3 separate regions of the Homo sapiens genome follow, and regions 1 and 2 are each linked to region 3. A link is a loop called in an ENCODE intact Hi-C map of the cell type or tissue named here. Cell type or tissue: GM12878. All regions are shown on one strand. Region 1 overlaps GRIN2A (glutamate ionotropic receptor NMDA type subunit 2A). Region 2 overlaps GRIN2A (glutamate ionotropic receptor NMDA type subunit 2A). Region 3 overlaps GRIN2A (glutamate ionotropic receptor NMDA type subunit 2A).

Evidence for each region. A loop is a pair of places that touch in the nucleus more often than their neighbours do. Peaks named below come from ENCODE experiments on the same cell type or tissue, not always from the same donor. Only the 100,000 strongest peaks of a DNase experiment are listed, where the experiment ranks them.
Region 1: it touches region 3 in a loop (4-fold over the local background); 1 of 110 quality-filtered maps calls a loop at or near these places.
Region 2: it touches region 3 in a loop (4-fold over the local background); 1 of 110 quality-filtered maps calls a loop at or near these places.

Annotation. Positions count from the first base shown.
Region 1 is chr16:9,912,449-9,916,448 of GRCh38, reverse strand. The region is part of intron 3 of GRIN2A (glutamate ionotropic receptor NMDA type subunit 2A); the gene reads left to right. Among named protein-coding and RNA genes, the nearest start is that of GRIN2A, 270 kb to the left of the region's middle. In GM12878, no CTCF peak of the experiment used is centred here; a DNase peak (open chromatin) is centred at 1,968; H3K27ac peaks cover 880 bases.
Region 2 is chr16:9,839,224-9,843,223 of GRCh38, reverse strand. GRIN2A (glutamate ionotropic receptor NMDA type subunit 2A) reads left to right here. Exons shown (of 13, transcript NM_001134407.3): 6 at 2,120-2,288; 7 at 2,424-2,577. Among named protein-coding and RNA genes, the nearest start is that of GRIN2A, 340 kb to the left of the region's middle. In GM12878, no CTCF peak of the experiment used is centred here; DNase peaks (open chromatin) are centred at 1,663 and 2,053; H3K4me3 peaks cover 589 bases; H3K27ac peaks cover 2,668 bases.
Region 3 is chr16:9,964,721-9,968,720 of GRCh38, reverse strand. All of the region lies in intron 2 of GRIN2A (glutamate ionotropic receptor NMDA type subunit 2A), which reads left to right. Among named protein-coding and RNA genes, the nearest start is that of GRIN2A, 220 kb to the left of the region's middle. In GM12878, no CTCF peak of the experiment used is centred here; a DNase peak (open chromatin) is centred at 1,720.

The DNA.
Region 1 (4,000 bases), 52 kb after region 3:
AATGAGAAGACCTCGATTTATACGTGCCGGCAGATTCAGGGTGTATGAAAAGCTCCTACTCACAATTTCTGGTTCTCTTGAGAAGTTGGGTGATGTTTAATGCAACTTTCTCTTCTTTTTTTCCAAGGACTCATGTCATGAAGCTTTTGACTGTTGGGAGGATCTGTGGGGTCATGGGATCATTTTGCTTTATTACCCTCCTAATTAGACATAATTAATAATTATTACAATAATGTTATATAGTGTTTTAGACTCATATACAAAATCTTGAATCCTCATAACAATTCTTTGAGTTGCATGGGATTATTCCAATTTTACAGATAATGTTCACAGAGGTGACATCATATAACCAAGATTACACAAAGAGATTGACCTAACTCTTATGCCTCCAACTCCAGAAGACAAAGTTGGCAAATAATTGGCAGATGAGAAATTGTTGCAGCACTCTCAATAATCCCAGGAAGGAAGTACAGATGTTGATTAATTAACAACAACCAAAGGTATTATCACATCTACAGTAATTAGCATTTATCAAGTGCCTAGAGTGTGTCTGGCATACTGTGCTAAATTCTATTTATTAATCAATCTAATTCTCACAACAAACCTGTCATGTAGGTGCCATTAGTATCTCCATTTAACAGATGAAAAAACGGAGGCTCAAAGAGGTGAAATAACAACTAGTTTATATAAGTAGCAAGTTGCAGAGACAGTTCACAAACCCAAATAATTTAACTCCAGAGTCAGTGCTTGTCACCACCACCTAAACTACCTCCATTGATGGTGTACTTCTAATATTAATAACAATGACATCAATTACATCAATTCATTGGACAGAGCAACTGTGAGTTGTGAGTCCCATCTCTTACCATTGGTTAAAAAAACATACAAGTTTTAGGAGCAGGATTCCATTACACTGTCTCTGTTCAAATAAGTAGAAACAAGTAATTGGGGCAATGGCCTTGATAAATAATCTTACCATAAAGCTGCTTTCACAGAAAAATACTTGTTTGTATGTATTTTCTACCTTTATTAGAACATTTGGATAGTTGTGTAGGTCTGTGCTGTTCTTAAGGAAGGTGGCTATTATTAAGGGTGGTGGACTTGATTCAAGTCCTCCCAGTTTTGATGTGTTCCTTGACCAGTTGATTCTTATTTCCCTGACTTGTAAATTGCCGTCAGCTTCAGCTTGCCTTATTAAGAATTCTGTATAGTTGGCCGGGAGTGGTGGCTCACGCCTGTAATCCCAGCACTTTCGGAGGCTGAGGCGGGCGGATCATGAGGTCAGGAGATCAAGACCATCCTAGCTAACATGGTGAAACCCCATCTCTACTAAAAATACAAAAAATTAGCCGGGTGCAGTGGCAGTTGCCTGTAGTCCCAGCTACTAGGGAGGCTGAGGCAGGAGAATGGCGTGAACCCGGGAGGCGGAGCTTGCAGTGAGACGAGATCGCGCCACTGCACTCCAGCCTGGATGAAAGAGTGAGATTCCGTCTCATTAAAAAAAAAAAAAAAAAAAAAAAAAAAAAAAAAAAAAAAAAAAAAAGCTGCATAATCAATAGGCTGTAAATAAATGGAAACATATGCCCCTTCCCACATGTGGGGAATGTTGCTGTTGGCTCTTCTGCCCCTTAGCTGTCTTGTAGCACAATGCTTCAGCTTTCAGTTGAGTCTCTTTGTGGCTTGTCTAACTGCTGCTATCATATCCAGGTGATTAAGCTGTTATAGCCTTAATGGCAAGTTTCAATTCACTGTCGTCTTCCTCAGCTTTGGGTCTGGGAGCCCCTTACGTTCCCACTTTGTTCTCTCTGGGACCATCTTTCCATCTTCAATAAGCCTAACTTCTGAGCCACAGCAAAACAAATGCGTATGCGTTGAAGATAGTTTCAGAACTTGTGCATTGGGAAATTTTCTGTGGTTTAACACGGTGAGAAGAACTGGAATAGCCTGTGCTGTTCAGAAGCCAGAACTGATACTGAAAGCAGGTGCAGGCCTGTCAGCCACACAGCTGGTTGAGTTAACTCTATTAGACACTATTGGACAATTTTGTTATCTGAAATAGAAACCAGTATGGTGGCAGGCTGTCCCTTTGCCAAATGATGCCCCTGCTAGGCTGGTTTAGGTCTGCCTTTCTTGTTGGTGCATCTGCTGGGTTTTGCTGCCAGCATGTTGAAAACTGGCAGTTCTGTAAAGTTTTATTGTCTTCCTAGGTGTTTTTGTCCAGGAAAGAAATACTAAGATTTGCCGTTTTTTTAAATGATGACTTGGCATTTTGACTCTTGGCTGTACTTTAGCTGGAAGAAATTAGTGTCTGATTTTATTCTAATACTGGAACTGCATCTTTTTTTTTTTTTTAACCAAGAATGATTTTCTAGTTCTCTCCAAATCAAACATTCTTGGGAGCCTCTATTCTAAATTGTTTTTCACACTCAGTTCTAATGCCTTCACGTAATGGATTTTGTAATTTTGTTCTTTTCTTTTTTTCTTTTGAAAATCAGCAACAAGTAAAAAGAACCCCTGTGGGTGAAATACAATATCCCTCCCAAAGGAGAAATGGAAAAAAAAATGTTATTTCAAACTTCAAGCCCAAACGTTATCTGCCTTCTACATTTTAAGCAGGCTCAGAGCCTTGAGGATTGAGTCAAAGAATGCAAAACATGACCTCTCAAAGGCAAAAGCTAAAAAAAAAGTTGGACCTAGAACATCAAATAGCTCTTACCAAAGAGTGTTTTGATGAGTGAAGTGTAAATGAAGCGTAGAATATAGCTCTTTTCCAGGATACAAGGCCCAATTTCCGAAACATGCAAACACTCTCTCAATTGAATGCATTAGCTGCTTAGTTCCAGAGCTGCTGAAGTATAAAATGCGATAACTTATGTTAAACACCCAGCACTGTGCCTAGCCGATGTTGGACCCTCAATTTAATATTATTATTAATTATTTCTATATAGAGGGGAAACATAAAGAAACTTGTTTCAATTACTTATTTGACCTAAAATACAAGGTTGCACAATGCGTTGTAGCAAATGTCTATAAATCTTTACATAAAGGTCCCTGGAATAGAATCTCATTCTGCAAATTCAAGATCCTGTCTGGAGAAAAAGAGTGAAGACTCTATATGTATATTTTTGAATGAAATAGAGCACCCATATCTACTATGTGTCTTATGAGAAATGTTTCCCTAGAGGAGACTCATAAGGAGTGACCCAAGAACTGGCTTCAGAGTTTTAAAGGACTGCCATCCGGAAATTGTAGTAGAATTAGTCTCCTTTGCTTACAGTAGAGAACTAGAGCTAGTGGGTTGAAGCTTCAAGGAAATAACTGTGGTTCAGTGAAAGGAAACTCTTGCTGACACTTTAAGCTATCAGTGGAAGGGACCCTCCAAAGAAGTGGAGAGAAATCATGTGGACACTGGAATCTTCTGGCAGGAAGACTGGGAAGAGTTTCTGCAATGTATGGCGAGGCCAAGGGCAGAGGGAGCAGTTCTGTTGGTTTAGATAGATAACCTTAAAACTCTTCTATGTGGAGACTATTTGGGTCCAGCTGAATTATCTGCCTTGGAATCCTCCCATCCACTTTTGCTGAACAGCACAGCTATTACTGCCTTTTAGATATGAAATTCAATAGCATTTGTTCCTTGGCTCAGATCATTCACCTTTAATTGTGCCCATTAATACCAGTGATAACTAATGTTTATTCTTCAGTTACTATGTTCCAGGCTCTCTACAAAGTGTTTTGTGCATATTGCCCTTTTAATACGCAGAGATACTCCATATGAGTATTTTTATTATCCCCATTATGCAGATTTTAAACATGAATCCCAGTTGGCACAATTAAAGAGGCAGACTCATAACTAGCAATACTGAGATACAAAGCAAGGACTCTTAAGTCCAAAGCTTCTGTTCTTAACCACTTCTTTGTACTACCCTCCCCCCACCCCACCCACTTACTCTGAATTTTAAGAAGAGTGCTTTATCTTTTCATTATTCCTTTTGCAGCTTCA
Region 2 (4,000 bases), 130 kb after region 3:
CTTACTAGATAATTTGGGGAAAAACCCTAAAAATGTAAAAAAGAAAACATGTTTTTCACCGTTCCAAAATAGCTTGCTTCTTTCTTTCTTTCCTTTCTTCCTTTCCTCGTTTCCTCCTTTATTTCTTTCTCTTTCTTTCTCTCTTCTCTCTCCCTCCCTCTCTTTCTCTCTCTCTCTTTCTTTCTTTCTATCTCTCCCTCTCCCCCCTTTTTCTCTTTCTGTTTCTCTCTTTCTTTCTTTCTTTCTTTCTTCCTCTCTCTCTCTCTCTCTCTTTCTTTCTTTCTCTCTTTCTCTCGACAGAGTCACATTCTGTCACCTAGGCTGGAGTGCAGTGGTGCGATCTTGGCTCACTGCAACCTCTACCTCCCAGATTGAAGCTATTCTTATGCCTCCTGTGTAGCTGGGATTACAGGTGCATGCCACCATGCCCAGCTCATTTTTGTATTTTTAGTAAAAATGGGGTTTCTCCATGTTGGCCAGGCTGGTCTCAAACTCCCAACCTCAGGGGATCCACCCAACTTGGCTTCCCAAAGTGCTGAGATTACAGGAATGAGCCACTGCACCTGTCCTATGCTTCATATTTCATTGTTTTTCCATACAGTTATTTCATAAGCTCATCTGTTTTTATATAGCTGTGATTATTCTGTTTGTACTACTGTGTAACCTACTTTTTTCATATGACATGGAAGCATAAGAATTTTCCTGTGATGATGTTGGATTTCCATAGACATCACTTTAGTGCTTAGGTAACACTCCAATGTGTGGATTTGCCAAAAATGGGATATTCAAACAGAGAACATATTCATGAAATGCATAACTCAAAGACAGGGTTGAGCTAATGGGATGTCCATTAATCAAGCATATTGCCCAGAAGAAAGGCTTTGATCTTATGTGAATTGTCTAAGTACTTTTTGCTATCCGTTGGATAGACCAGTGTTTCCTTTCTTTCTTTTCTTTTTTCTTTTTTTTTTGGAGACAGAGTTTCACTCTTGTCACCCAGGCTTGAGTACAACGGCATGATATTGGCTCACTGCAGCCCCCGCCTCCTGGGTTCAAGTGATTCTTATGCCTCAGCCTCCTGAGTATCTGGAACTACAGGTGCCTGCCACCATGCCTGGCTAATTTTTGTATTTTTAGTAGAGACAGGGTTTCGCCATGCTGGCCAAGCTGGTCTTGAACTCCTGACCTCAGGTGTTCACCCGCCACAGCCTCCGAAAGTGCTGGGATTATAGGTGTGAGCCACCATACCCGGCCTCCTTTCTTTTTAAAGGTATTTTTCTGGTTTGCCTGGGTGTCCTTTGAATATGTCTTGTTCAGGTGAATACAGCAAGGTGGCTGGTACAAAACAGTAAGTGTAGCCTTGGTAGAGTATACAATAGCCTTTAAGATAGTTTAAATTTTAATGGGGTCTTTACCTGATCAAGGACCTTGCTTTTAGAAGTGTCTCCTTTTATACTACATGTCACATAGGTAGGTAGGGAAGATGTTATTAATGAGCCCTCATGTAACATTTGGCTCTATCAAGAGAAGTTCAGTGCACAAAATCAGGCATGGAATAGAACCCAGGTCTCCTGATTCTTGGCTGAGGTGTTGTCTGGGTACCTTCACTTCTCCCCTTTGGTTTCAAGCCTCTGTAATTATAGAATGAAGCAAAACCTTGCTTTCTCTGAGAATTTCACATCCTCCTCTCTTCCATTCTCTAGTAAGTTTTTATGACTCAGTTTAGATCTGATGACTAAACTCTAGTCTAAAGTTGTGTATGTTATAAACTCTTAAAAATTTAAGAGTTGGTAATTTTTACCTGTTTAATGGGTGTACAAATATCAACTAATTCAGAAAATGTCATGAAGATTAATTCAACAATTAGTATGAAGCCTTTAGGATAGTGCTTAGCAAATAGTAATTACTCAATAAGTGTTAGTTCTTGTCATGATAACTGCTATAATTAAGGACACTTTCTGCTTTTGCTGTCATGTACTCACAGTGTGTCCTTGGGAAAGCCACTTCCCCTTTTAAACTTCAGTTTACTCATCTGAAAAATAGGAGAAGAGTACAGCTAATGATTGTGAACAAACCTTCCAGTGCTAACATTCTGTGGTCTTGGGGTTTTTCTTTACAGCAATTCAACCAATGAGGGGATGAATGTGAAGAAATGCTGCAAGGGGTTCTGCATTGATATTCTGAAGAAGCTTTCCAGAACTGTGAAGTTTACTTACGACCTCTATCTGGTGACCAATGGGAAGCATGGCAAGAAAGTTAACAATGTGTGGAATGGAATGATCGGTGAAGTAAGTTATCTTTTCATCCCCTAGGCTCTTACTCAGACAAAGGGCCTGCAGTCCTCAGGAATGTTAGCAGGAAAAGTAAAGTACTGTTGTTCTCTCTCTCTCTTTTTTTTTTTTTTTTTTTTGCCTTGCATCCAGGTGGTCTATCAACGGGCAGTCATGGCAGTTGGCTCGCTCACCATCAATGAGGAACGTTCTGAAGTGGTGGACTTCTCTGTGCCCTTTGTGGAAACGGGAATCAGTGTCATGGTTTCAAGAAGTAATGGCACCGTCTCACCTTCTGCTTTTCTAGGTGTGTGAATTTCATAGTGACTATTGCTTTCCTATAAGGAATTGTAGGAAATCTTGTTTGCTCAGAGGATGGGACCAGAAAGGAACTTGTTTAGCTCTGTTTGGCCATGGCAGCATATTTCAGAGGATGCTGCATTTGAATTATCCTATGAAAGGGTTAGGCTTTGGGTCCCCACCCAAATTTCATCTTGAATTGTAATCCCCAGCTGTTGAGGGAGAGACCTGATGGGAGGTGACGGGATCATGGGGATGGTTTCTCCCCTTCTGTTCTTGTGATAATGAGTGAGTTCTCATGAGATCTGACGGTTTAATAAGGGGCTCTCATTATATTATTATTATTATAAGGGGTTTAATAAGGGGCTCTTCCCCCTTCGCTTCACTTCTCTCACATGCCGCCATGTAAGACGTGTCTGCTTCCTCTTCTGCCATGATTGTAAGTTTCCTGGGGACTCCCCAGCCATGTGGAACTGTGAGTCAATTAAATCTCTTTCCTTTATAAATTTACCCAATCTCAGACAGTTTATTTTTTTGAGATGGAGTCTAGCTCTGCTGCCCAGGCTTGAGTGCAGTGTTATGATCTTGGCTTACTGCGGCCTCTGCCTCCTGGGTTCAAGCAATTCTCCCACCTCAGCCTCCCCAGTAGCTGGGATTATAGGTGCCCACCACCATGCCTGGCTAATTTTTGTGTAGAGATGGGGTTTCGCCATGTTGGCCAGACTGATATCAAACTCCTGACCTCAAGTGATCCTCGGGCAGTTCTTTATAGCAGCGTGAGAGTAGACTAATACATCCTAATTCACTCCCCTCCATCCCCAGTTCACATCTTTCATTTGTCTTAAACTTGGAAAAAGCTGCTGAAAAAAATATGATCACATATTCAGATACTGGTCTTGACTCTGTAGAATGTAAATTAATAGATATATTGCTTAGAATATTGAAAACATTTAAAAATAAAGCTGTCCACAGTTAATTTAAACCAGCTCATAGACCTTTATTCAGCATCTACATATCCATCCTCCATCCCACAAAGAACAGCAGTCATTTATTTGCTAGATGTAAGAGTGAAAATAATGATGACTGCACGATGATTTATGCCAATATTCTGCTAATAGGAATAGTCTGAAAAGTATATGCTGATTTAAAATTAATCGAATCATATTTTAAATGTGACTACCCATTAAGCCAAATAGTTTGTAAAGAAGGAAATTCTTGTGATTTTTTTAACCGTTTTGTAAATTTATGTTTTTACATAAAAGGTGTTTTTTTTTTTTAAATCAAGGAAGAGCTATGTTTTCTATCATCTGCTTTTCTCTAGCACTTGGACTGTATTGGGTAGCCTGGCTAGAGTTGAAATTTCATGGAACATAGTAAAGCATTATTTTTGTCTTTAAAGGAAAGTGTTGTATTAACTGTTTGGTTATCAT
Region 3 (4,000 bases):
CAGGAGACTCTCTTGAACCCGGGAGTCAGGGGTTGCAGTGAGCCGAGATCACGCCACCGCACTCCCGCCTGGGTAACAAGAGCAAAACTCTGTCAAAAAAATAAATACGACCAGGTATGGTGGCTCATGCCTGTAATTCCAGCACTTTGGGAGGCCGAGGTGGGTGGATCACCTGAGGTCAGGAGTTCGAGACCATCCTGGCCAACATGGTGAAACCCCAAATCTACTAAAAATACAAAATTAGCCAGGTGTGGTGGCGCATGCCTGTAATTCCAGCTACTTGGGAGGCTGAGGCAGGAGAATTGCTTGAACCCGGGAGGCGGAAGTTGCAGTGAGCCAAGATCGTACCATTGCACTCCAGCCTGGGTAATAAGAGCGAAACTCCATCTCTAAATACATACATACGTACATGTATACATACATACATACATACATACATACATACATACATACATACAAGTCAATAGAGGCAAAGAAATGATAGATGCAGGGGAGAGAAGAAGGAAGGAAGCAATACAAAGCCTAGAGAGATTGTCATTGAATGGATAGGGGGAGTGTCGGGGAGATTAACTTGTATCTATTTTCAACCTCTTTCAGCCTCCTCCTTTTTTCCTGCAAAATGGGAGTAAGAATCACGTTGCAATAATAACGCCTACCCACTGGGTTGTCTGGAGGTTTACGTGAGATAATAGATGGGGACTACCTTTGGAAATAATGAAACACTGTATGAATTCCAACCGCAGTCATAAGTGTCTTTCTTTCTGACATTTCACTGTCTTTGCCTCCTAATGCATTAATAATTCATACTGTTTTAAAATTTTTTTAATTTCTATTTCAATAGTTTTTGGGGTACAGGTGCTTTTGGTTACAGGGATAAGTTGTTTAGTGGTCATTTCTGAGATTTTGGTGCACCCATCACCTAAGACTACTAACTATTGTAGTCTTTTATCCCTCACCCCCTCCCAAACTTTCCCTACCCCTAAGTCCCCAAAGTCCATTATGTAATTTTTTTTTTGAGATGGAGTCTCGCTCTGTCGCCCAGGATGCAGTGCAATGGTGCGATCTTGGCTCACTGAAACCTCCACCTTCCAGGTTCAAGCGATTCTACTGCCTCAGCCTCCCCAAGTAGCTGAGACTACAGGCGCACGCCAGCACGCCCGGCTAATTTTTGTATTTTTAGTAGACACGGGTTTCGCCACGTTAGCCAGGCTGGTCTCAAACTCCTGACCTCAAGTGATCCACCCGCCTTGGCCTCCCAAAGTGCGGGGATTACAGGCGTGAGTCACTGTGCCCGGCCCATTGTATCATTCTTATACCTTTGCATCGTCATAGCTTAGCTCCCACTTATAAGTGAGAACATAACGATATTTGGTTTTCCATTCCCGAGTTACTTCGCTTCGAATAATGGCTTCCAGCTTCATCTAAGTTGCTGCAAGACATCATTTTGTTCCTTTTTATGACTGAATAGTATTCCGTGGTGTATATCTACCACATTTTCTTGATCCACTCATTGGCTGATGGGCACTTAGGTTTGTTCCATATCTTTGCAATTGTAAGCATAATTCATATTCTTTATTACCACAGAGTCGCAGGAAGAATTCACCCCAAATTTCAAAATGTGGGACCTGCTGAACACAGAATCTACCACTGAAGTGTCGAACATGAGTCACTTAATAGTGCTGAACTAATAGTGAGAATTTCATCGTGAGAACTTAACAGTGACTCATGTTTCACTACTGCTGAAGGCTGAAGTGTGGAAAATGAGTCACTATTAAACAAGGAAGGGCACTGGGTAACCTTTGTGCTGTGGTTCTCAAAGTGTGGTTTCTGGACCAGCATCATCACTATCACTTGAGATAGGGCCAAAATATGCACATTCTCAGGCCCATATGCATCCTACTGAATCAGAAAGTGAGGGGCAGGGATTGTCAGTCTGTGTTTTAACAAGCCTTTTGGGTGATTCTGATCGAGGCTTATACACTGTTGGTGGGAGTGTAGATTAGTGCAGCTGTTGTGGAAGACAATGTGGCAATTTCTCGAAGACCTAAAGACAGAAATATTCAACCCAGCAATCCCGTTTCCAGGTATATACCGAAAGGAATATAGATCGTTCTATTATAAGGACACGGGCATGTGTATGTTCTTGCAGGACTGTTCACAATAGCAAACATATGGAATCAACCTAAATATTTGCCCATCAGTGATAGAGTGGATCAAGAAAATGTGGTACACATACTCCACAGAATACTATGCAGCCATAAGAAAAGGATGAGATCATGTCCTGTGCAGGGACATGGATGGAGCTGGAGGCCATTATCCTTAGGAAACTAACACAGGAACAGATAACCAAATATCATATATTATTACTTAAAAGTGGGAGCTAAATGATGAGAACACATGGACACATAGAGTGGAAAAACACACAATGGGGCCTTGCAGAGGGTGGAGGGTGGGAGGAGGAAGAGAGTCGGGAAAGTAACTAATAGGCACTAGGCTTAATACCTGGGTGATGAAATAACCTGTACAACAAACCCCCATGGCACAAGTTTACCTGTGTAACAAATCTGCATGTGTATCCTTGAACTTAAAAGTAAAAGAAAAGTTGAGAACCCTGCCCTCGTGCTTGTCAAATCAGATCAATTCTCTATAAGTGCAAGGATTCTCGAACCTTGGGAAACTAGTTAAAATTCAGATTCTGGGCTTAAGGTGCTGCATATTTAAAAGATCCCAAGATTATTTTGATAAGCTACCAGAAAGTATTGTAAAGCAGCAATTGGCAAGTGTTTTATTTAAAAGCCCAGATAGTCAATATTTTAGGCTTGGCAAACCAAGAGGCCACACATTCTGCTGCTATAGCACAAAGGCAGCCACAGACAATACAGGAAAGGGCTTGGCTGTGTTTTGGGGCTATATAAAAGAGGCTGTGGGGAGGATTTGGTCCACAAGCCATGGATTGTCAACCCCTGCTTTAGAATGTAAATATCACCCTTGATTGTGATCCTGGGTGATTTCCTCTCCATTCATTTATTCCTTAATTCCACACATTTTATTTTATTGGGTCTCAGCTGTGTGCTAGACATGGACTGGACATCAGAGATGGACTGTTGGCTTCCTGGCAGGATCCTTGCTCTCATGGAGCCTGCCATCTCTTCAAGTGTCGAGGAAATTATTAAGTGGAATCAAAATCGGTTGTGATTTCTGCTTAAAATAGGGGAGGTAGAGTTTGTTCACTATCCCAAAAGTCTCTTATTCTATAGCTCAGCCCAACATGCTTTGTGTTCTATTTCCTGGCTTCCTCACTGCCCAACTTTTAATGATATTGAGGCAGCTTTGGGGGGCATTTTTGTTCCATCTCCCCAGTTGCCTGGAATTTTTTGCAAATGGTTAACAAAGTTCCGTTTACCACCAGGCTGTAGCCATTTGTGAGTCAGACTAGACCAGCTGGTTGATACGGCACAGAGGGTTAGGAGAGGAATCTGTTCTAGCTGTTGGTATGGAGATGCTGAAACACCCTGCAGTCTTTGTTCTGCCAGCGTGTGAGTATGCAACTGATAGTATTTAGTGAAGAAGTCTTACTTTATTAGAACCTTTTGCCTAAATGGAAACTCTAGGTTTGTACATCATTTGGAGTAGTTCCCTGAGACCTGAGTATTCCCAGGATTTACACCTAACTTGGTTTATATTTGCATGCTTATTGGTCCAGAGGATTTGGCATTTCCTTCTCATACTCTTGAATCACATTTAATAATAGTAATATAGTTCCTGACAATTATTAAGCACACACTATAAGCCAGACGTTGTGCTAAATAATTTCACGTGTGATAGGAAGAATAATGGCTTCCCTAAGATGTCCATGCTGTGAATATGTTGCTTATAGTGTAAAGGGGACTTTGCAGTTGTGAGATTCAGGGTTTAGTACCTTGAGATTCGGATGATCCTGGATTAGCAAGGTGGGACCAACTTAATCCTGTGAATCCTCAAAAGTGAAGAGCTTTTCCAG